3 separate regions of the Mus musculus genome follow, and regions 1 and 2 are each linked to region 3. The links are chromatin loops, found by intact Hi-C in ENCODE. Cell type or tissue: heart. All regions are shown on one strand.

Region 1 (2,500 bases), 89 kb before region 3:
ACCTGCTCTGTAAACCAAGCTGGGCTTGAACTAAGGGATCCACCTGTCTTTGCCTCCTGAGTTCAGGGATTAAACCTAGCTTGGCTTGCTTCTTCTTCTTCTTCTTCTTCTTCTTCTTCTTCTTCTTCTTCTTCTTCTTCTTCTTCTTCTAGATTTACTTATTTTATTTTATGTATATGAGTACACTGTAGCTGTACCGATGGTTGTGAGCCTTCATGTGGCTGTTGGGAATTGAATTTTTAGGATATCTGCTCACTCAGGTCAACCCTGCTTGCTCACTCAGTCCCTGCTCACTCAGTCCCTGCTCACTCCAGCCCAAAGATTTATTTATTATTATACGTAAGTACACTGTAGCTGACTTCAGACACACCAGAAGAGAGCATCAGATCTCATTACGGGTGGTTATGAGCCACCATGTGGTTGCTGGGATTTGAACTCAGGGCCTTTGGAAGAGCAGTCAGTGCTCTTACCAGCTGAGCCATCTTGCCAGACCCCTTGGTGGTTCTTAAAACATTCATCAGAACTTCTAAATAGAAATGATATGCCCCAGCAATCCAAGGACTAAGTTATACAGGCAAGATCATTCAAGACAGGTATTTGAAAAAAATGAAACATAAAAAATTGTGTAACACTGTTTATAATAAACTACAAGTACAAACAACCGAAATGCCCATTAACTGATGGGTGAATATACAATGTGGTATGTCCATACAATAGAATATTATTCAGCCATAAAATACATCAAGTATAGTAGCTAAAATATGAATGAATTTTGGGAACTCTAAGCCGAGTGAATGAAGCCATGCTATAGAATACTATTTATATGAATTACATAAACCATGGAAAAGTTGGAGACAGAGATGAGAGGCCACTTACCAGAGGCTAGGGGAGGGAGGGGTGAGAAGAAATTTCTTGTTGAGTGTGAGCAGCTTCCTGCAGTGGCAAATGGTCTGGAAATGGGTGGCGGTGATGGTTGCACCATATGGTGAACGCACTAAATACCACCGAATTGGACACTTGGGAATGATTAGAATGGTAAATGTTATGCTCTGTGCATTTTATCAACCCCCTAAAAAATTAAAAAGAGAAACCTAGAGTGTCACAGTAGAACTTCCCTTCCAGGTCTCCTTCCCTGTCAAACCAGGACACCATGGAGCAAAGCATGATGGGAAAGATGGGATGACCTGGGAAGTCTATCGGTTGTGTGAGGGTAGAGGCTGGACCCTTGAAGCCTGTCACAGCCTAGCCAAGCAACTTCTGTACTCAGTGTTGAAATCCTGCTGAAGAGAGGCTGACCGCCAGGAGCTGCGGGCCTCCCAGGTTTGAGATGTTCTCTCTCTCCTTGTGTGTGCGAGCATTTCCTGTGACTAATGTGGGCTGGGGCTTGTCTCTCTTGGCTGCAGCTAGACTGAAGACAAGCTCTCCCCTGGTTTGGCAGGAAGTGTTTGAAGCTACTGCCAAGACATCTGCTTCATGTCTCTTGGCAACAACAGGCATCCTGAGAGACAGACTCGGCTTGGAAGTCAGAGCAGCTATGCTTCTTTCTCCTTTTCTCCTGTGGGACATTAAACGGAAGCTCCAGTCTCAGCTTCAGATGGATCATATGCAGGGAGTCTGAGTTACAGAGAAGCCAGCATTGGGGTACAGAAATGAGGGGGGTGGGGAGACACGGAGACTTCTGGCTTAGACATATTGGGTTTGATTCCCAGCCTGCCATTGTCTTAACGGCATATGTGAAATCACTGTGTGGAAAAGGAGAACATCTTCCTCCGGAGTTGAGCAGTGGGGTTCTGAGGGAGAACACCCTGAAAATACAAAATACGAGCACATTCGGGCATGCTGGAAGAGTTTGAGAAAAGCTCCCTGGGGCCTCCAGGGAAGTGGCCTCCAGAGACCTGAAAGGACCAGTTCAAAACACCCCAAGACCAAATCTCAGCACAAAGGAGATTTATTTATCCCAGAGGGATGAAGGGCAAGGGATAAAAGACAAAGACAGGAGATAGCGGATGAGGGAGAAGAGGAAGGACAAGGGAGAGGTGGGAATTTTTCTCCTGGAGGGGAACAAAGGACTGCCTCTGGATAGAGAGGAGGCAGGCATGGCCCACAGGCAAATGGTGGTTAATAGAGGTAAACTTCTTGTTGAGTGTAAGCCGGGAAGACCTGTGTTAGAATGAGGTGTTTGATTTTAACTGGGCATGTTAATTAGGTGAGCCAAGGAGAGCTTTTGATTGCTGGACTTCAGTACTTTGATAGCTGGACCTTAGAAGTCAGCCTCAAGAGGAAGTGACCAAATAAGGGACTAGACCTTGGGGGCTAGCTTTAGGAATGCAATCTAACAGTTTTTAGCAAGGCAGAGGGGATGGAGGAGAAGAGCAAGGCCTGCCAGAACCCTGCTTGCTATGCTCTAGCTGGCCAGAGTCCCTTCCAGATCACCATGTCAGGCACCTGGCCTTGTGTCCTCTGCCCTCTCATCTCTAGTCACCAGGGCCCTGGCATTGAC
Region 2 (2,500 bases), 100 kb before region 3:
CTCTCTCTCTCTCTCTCTCTCTCTCTCTCTCTCTCTCTCTCTGTGTGTGTGTGTGTGTCTGTCTGTCTGTCTGTCTGTCTGTCTGTTTCCATGTCTCTGTCTATTTCTATCCCCACCTCTCTATCTCTGTCTTTCTGTCTGTCTCTTCCTTTCTCTCTTTGTGATGGAGGCTGGGATAGTCCCTTGTAACCAGGGAAGGTACTCTATGCCTCTGACTCTCTGTGTTTCTGTCTCTTTGTTTCTGTGTGTCTCTCTCTATGTGTGTCTATCTCCGTTTCTGTCTCCCCCTCTCTATTGCCTTGTCTCTCTTTTGTCTCTGTCTCTGTGTCTCTCTGTCTGTCTCTCTCTGTGTCTCTGTCTCTGTCTCTGTCTCTGTCTCTCTCTCTCTCTCTCTCTCTCTCTCTCTGGTGGGGGGCTGGAATAGTCCTTTGTAACCAGGGTAGGTATTCTATGTCTGCTAACTCTGGCCCAGCCCTCCAGACTGTCTCTTAGCTGGAACTAGGAGAAAGGAAGGAAGGAAGGGATCTAGGAGATCTAGTTTTTCCCACTGTGTAAACTGAGGCAGAGGGCCCAGAAGGAGTCTCTGGCTAGTAATCACTCAGCCAAGCCCCGTGTGGAATGAGGACCCCTTCCCTCCAGATTCTCATCTTGGGTTCTCCACATGGAACTGGAAGTACCATGATTTCAGACATGCCCCACCTGATGGATATAATACACAGGCCTAGCCTTGCACCCCAGCAGCCCAGCACGGCACTGCTGCATGTCGGGTTCTTCAGCATACAGCTCTGCAGGCTGCCACCCACCACAGAGCAAACAGCTTCTTAGGGATTCTCAGATGTGTGCAGTCTGAGCCACCCCTCAGCCTCTCTTCCCAGTACTTAGGTTTGAATTCTTAGGACTGAGTTGGAGTCTGTGTTCTTGAGGGTGAACTAACGGCTGTTCTGTTCTGAGGACTGACTCTTCGGGAGCCCGCAGCTCCAGTATCTCCAAGCAAGAGAAAGTGACGGCTGGGCAGCAGTGTGTGCTTCTTTGGGGCTATTATGGGCCCCGTGGGCAGGAAGTGTTGCCAGCGGCTGCATCCGCTGCTCCCTTCCTCCCAGTGTTGTTCTTAGAACATTGTGAACTTGAGACAGTTCTGCAAAGTCCCAGTTCTGGGGCTAATTCTGGCCGGGCTGGCATCCTGTGCTCTGCTGCATAGAGGGGCCATTTCTGCATCTCTGGTCATGCCCATGTGCTCAAGGATCGGCTCTGAAACTAGAGTCCTTGCTGCAGAGGCTAATCACAGCCAAGTCCTGCTGCTCTTTGTTCCTAGCTATCACTAGGCTTGGTGTCTACAGACTGCCATCCAGAGCCAGGCTGATGTGAAAGGCTGTGTGTGCTTAGCTTTCGAGCTCGCTCACCACCCGGGCTATACGCATCCCCAGAAGAGGACCACAAAGCCACCAGTGTATCTCCTGCCTGGATGCCAGGTACTTCCCAGTTCAGCTACCTCTCCATAGGCTGAGGACAGCCCAGAGCAGGCATGATGTGCAAAGTGCCTTGGAGTAGCTGAGCCCTCAGTTCTAGTCTTAGATGCCCCCATGGACTGCAGACTGTTGTTTTGAGCAATCATTACCCAACTCTATACCCTAAGGAGTCAGGAGAAAGGTGGCCAGGGACTGGTAGAGAAGTGACACAAACAGCTAGCAGTCCTCATGTGACTCTCAGCACTTTAGTGAGAGGTGGTCAGGTTGGGATCATGGAAGCTTGCTGCTCTCCTAAAGGATCAAAGTCTGGGACCTACAACCCATGACAGGTTGGGTTTCTCACAGCCACCTGTAACTGCAGATCGAAGGGATCGTGACGTCCTCTTCCCACTGCTGTAGGAACCTGTTCACACCTGTGCACAGGTGTCCTATGAAATGCTCGCAATCGAATATGTTTTGAAAAGATTATCGCAGGGGCTGGGGAGATGGCTCAGTAGTTAAGAGCACTTAACTGTTCTTCTGAAGGTCCTGAGTTCGATTCCCAGAAAACCACATGGTGGCTCACAACCATTTGTAATGAGATCTGATGCCTTTTTCTGGTGTATCTGAAGACAGCTACAGTGTACTCATATAAATAAAATAAATAAATCTTTTTTTAAAATATTAACTCAGCCAGGCGGTGGTGGCACACCCCTTTAATCCCAGCACTTAGAAGGCAGAGGCAGGCGGATTTCTGAGTTCGAGGCCAGCCTGGTCTACAGAGTGAGTTCCAGGACAGCCAGGGCTACACAGAGAAACCCTGTCTCAAAAAACAAACAAACAAAAAGACTGACTCTCTCAATTCCTGAAATAGGATGTACTTTGGCTGAGTTGTAGCTGTGCTTGAAGAAGCTTAGGGAGCTGGTCGTAGAGGGACTCTTACCCAAGGAGCTGCCTACTAAGTGGCAGTGGCCAGGTGGAGTCATCGAGGCCTGTGGCTTCCGCTCAGTGAGCCTCTCCGAAGCACTGGCTGTTATAGGTGCTGGGTGTTGTGC
Region 3 (2,500 bases):
AAGGAAGCTGCCCTAGTCTTACAGAGCCTTTGGTGTCTACAACAGCAACATCCAAGTCCCAGGCTTCTGCGGCTATGAATCCTGCTCTAGAGTACCCTGTGCTCACCATCTACCCAAAATGAAACATGTTCCTTCCCAAAAGAGAATCTCTCACACACATATCGTAGGGGACCTAGATAGATGCATGGACTGTTTACATTCTACATTAGGACCACCACTGTGGTTGCCACGGCTACAATCCCATGATCCCCTTCTCAGGAGATCTGCAATGCCTCTGTCCTTTCCCCTACTGTTGGCCCCAGCGCTGTCCCACACTTGCTTTCTATCTAGCTTCTAAGTTCCTCAATTATTTTTCTCTTGGTGTTGGACATGGCCCAGTTCTTGTACTATTCCACCATACCCAGAAGGCTTTGGAAACAAAGTCACAGATGCCAAATCCCTCCCAGAAAGATACATGCAGGAGCCTAACAGGAAACCCTGAGGAGTTGTCAATCAGGAACAGCATCCGTTTGTCTGTCCCTCCAATAGACATTCAAGGGTGCACCTGGTTAAACATGAACAGAAACAGAGAGCATGCCTTACCATCACCCATATCATTCCACAGCTCTTCTCAAGGCTCCTTAAAGCAGACTGTGTTCAATTTTGCAAAAGGTTGACTCAAGGCCCAGCCCAGACAGGGCAAATGGCCAGTTCCATATATAGGAGCCTGGGGCTGACTCCCAGCCGTGGTCTTTCACCAAAGGCTCTTTGTACCAACTCTCCTGGCCCAGTTGGCCTGAGATGGGAGCAGGTGGGGAGCCTGGGTGCCACCACACATAACAGAAATTCACGGCAGGACAGCTGTCAAAAGGAGGCAGGGAGCTTTCTGCTCTGCTATGGGAGATTCTTCCCCGCCCTGTCCCTAGTCTATGGGAATCTCGCCCTGTCCTTTCAGTGTGGCTTCCCAAGGGAGGTGGCTCGAGGCCACTTGGCTGTGCTAAGCAGGAGCAGAGTTGAACAGCACGATCCAGCCTGCGAGGATCTAACTAGCGTTACATCTTTTTTTCCGTCACTGTTGCTCCAGTGTGTGAGTCTCCTAGGGCTAAAGCCGAGCATTACACTGCAGCTGAATCCACTGCCCACTGTGCTAGCAGTATCTGAAGAGTGTCTACGTAAATGCCCCAGAGTGGGACACAACCGTCCTTCAACCTTTCGCCGCTCTGGAGGCTAGGAGAGCATTCAAGGTGCTGGGTCTCTCTTTACATGACTCCCTCCTTGTGAGCCTGTGTGATCTCATCTCAAGATCCATAACGGCATGTACAAGTTCTGTTTTGCTAGGTGAGGGCACATTCACAGGGTTTGGGGACTTAGAACAGGTGACATCTTTTCTTAAGGGCTACTCTACCACATACCCATCATCTTTGGAATCACACGGAGCCCGATGAAATCTTGTCCCCATTACTTGCCAGCTGGTCTTTGGAAAAGTTTGGAAATATCCCCAAACTTTGTTGGTTTTTAAAAATGCATAAAATAGGCATAATGTTTACTCAATCGAGTTCTTTTGTGTGTATGTGTGTGAAAGATTTGTTTATTTATTATGTGTAAGTACACTGTAGCTGTCTTCAGACACATTTTCTTCTCTTTCCAGCCCCGATCACTCTGGCCCAAAGATTTATTATTTTATTATGTGTAAGAACACTGTCTCTGTCTTCAGACACCCTAGAAGAGGGCATCAGATCTCATTACTAATGGTTGTGAGCCACCATGTGGTTCCTGGGATTTGAACTCAGGACCTTTGGAAGAGCACTCAGTGCTCTTAATCACTGAGCCATCTCTCCAGCCCTCAATCGAGTTCTTAAAAGGGCTAAATGATGTAACAAAGGGTCTTGATTTACTGTACACACTCACTGAGTGATCTGTATGTCTAAAAAGGTGATAAAGAAGTGACTTAGAGAACTGAAGATGTCTTCCCACGGTCTCATAGCTCCTTAGATGGCAGAGCCAGCAAACCGTCTTCCTGTAGCTTTTCAAAGCCTGCTATTTTCCTTGTATCCTCCCAGACACCATGACCATAGCATCCTCTGAGTGGAGTCAAAGTACCAGAGATACTAATATTCTGGCCCTAGTAAGGGTCAGAATTTGACCTTGACTTCTTCCCCAGGTAACAGAAGAAGCCAGGTGTAGCCCTACTTGGGAGAGGAAGCCAGTGGTCACAGTATCACTGTTACATAGTAGGGCAGTGGCTGTGGAGAGGGCTTGTTGTAGCCGTTTCCACAAATTGTCTCATCCCACTTAAGGTTTGACGAAAACCCTCTAGGGTTTAATTAAGAAAGCTAAGCTTTCTTTAGGCAAAGGAATCAGCTTCACCAGGAAGGACAGACAGGGCATCTCTGGAGCAAAATGAAAGGCCCCGTGTCAGCAAATGGATTAATTCCTTCCCCTCTGAATTCTTTTGAAATGTGATCTCCCCTTGTCTCCTCTCCAAGAGACAGGAACGACTTTGATCTTGAAAGCTCTGTCA

What was found. A loop is a pair of places that touch in the nucleus more often than their neighbours do. Peaks named below come from ENCODE experiments on the same cell type or tissue, not always from the same donor. Only the 100,000 strongest peaks of a DNase experiment are listed, where the experiment ranks them.
Region 1: a loop joins it to region 3, with 7 times the contacts of the local background. A loop is called at or near these places in 9 of 42 quality-filtered maps.
Region 2: it touches region 3 in a loop (3-fold over the local background); 9 of 42 quality-filtered maps call a loop at or near these places.

The regions. Positions count from the first base shown.
Region 1 is chr12:8,356,219-8,358,718 of GRCm38, forward strand. No RefSeq gene overlaps it. Among named protein-coding and RNA genes, the nearest start is that of Gm33134, 6.5 kb to the right of the region's middle. In heart, a CTCF peak has its summit at 1,293; a DNase peak (open chromatin) is centred at 1,383; H3K27ac peaks cover 1,446 bases.
Region 2 is chr12:8,344,003-8,346,502 of GRCm38, forward strand. No RefSeq gene overlaps it. Among named protein-coding and RNA genes, the nearest start is that of Gm33134, 19 kb to the right of the region's middle. In heart, no CTCF peak of the experiment used is centred here; DNase peaks (open chromatin) are centred at 1,109 and 1,739; H3K27ac peaks cover 1,644 bases.
Region 3 is chr12:8,444,760-8,447,259 of GRCm38, forward strand. No RefSeq gene overlaps it. Among named protein-coding and RNA genes, the nearest start is that of Gm51967, 3.0 kb to the right of the region's middle. In heart, a CTCF peak has its summit at 1,072; DNase peaks (open chromatin) are centred at 392 and 952.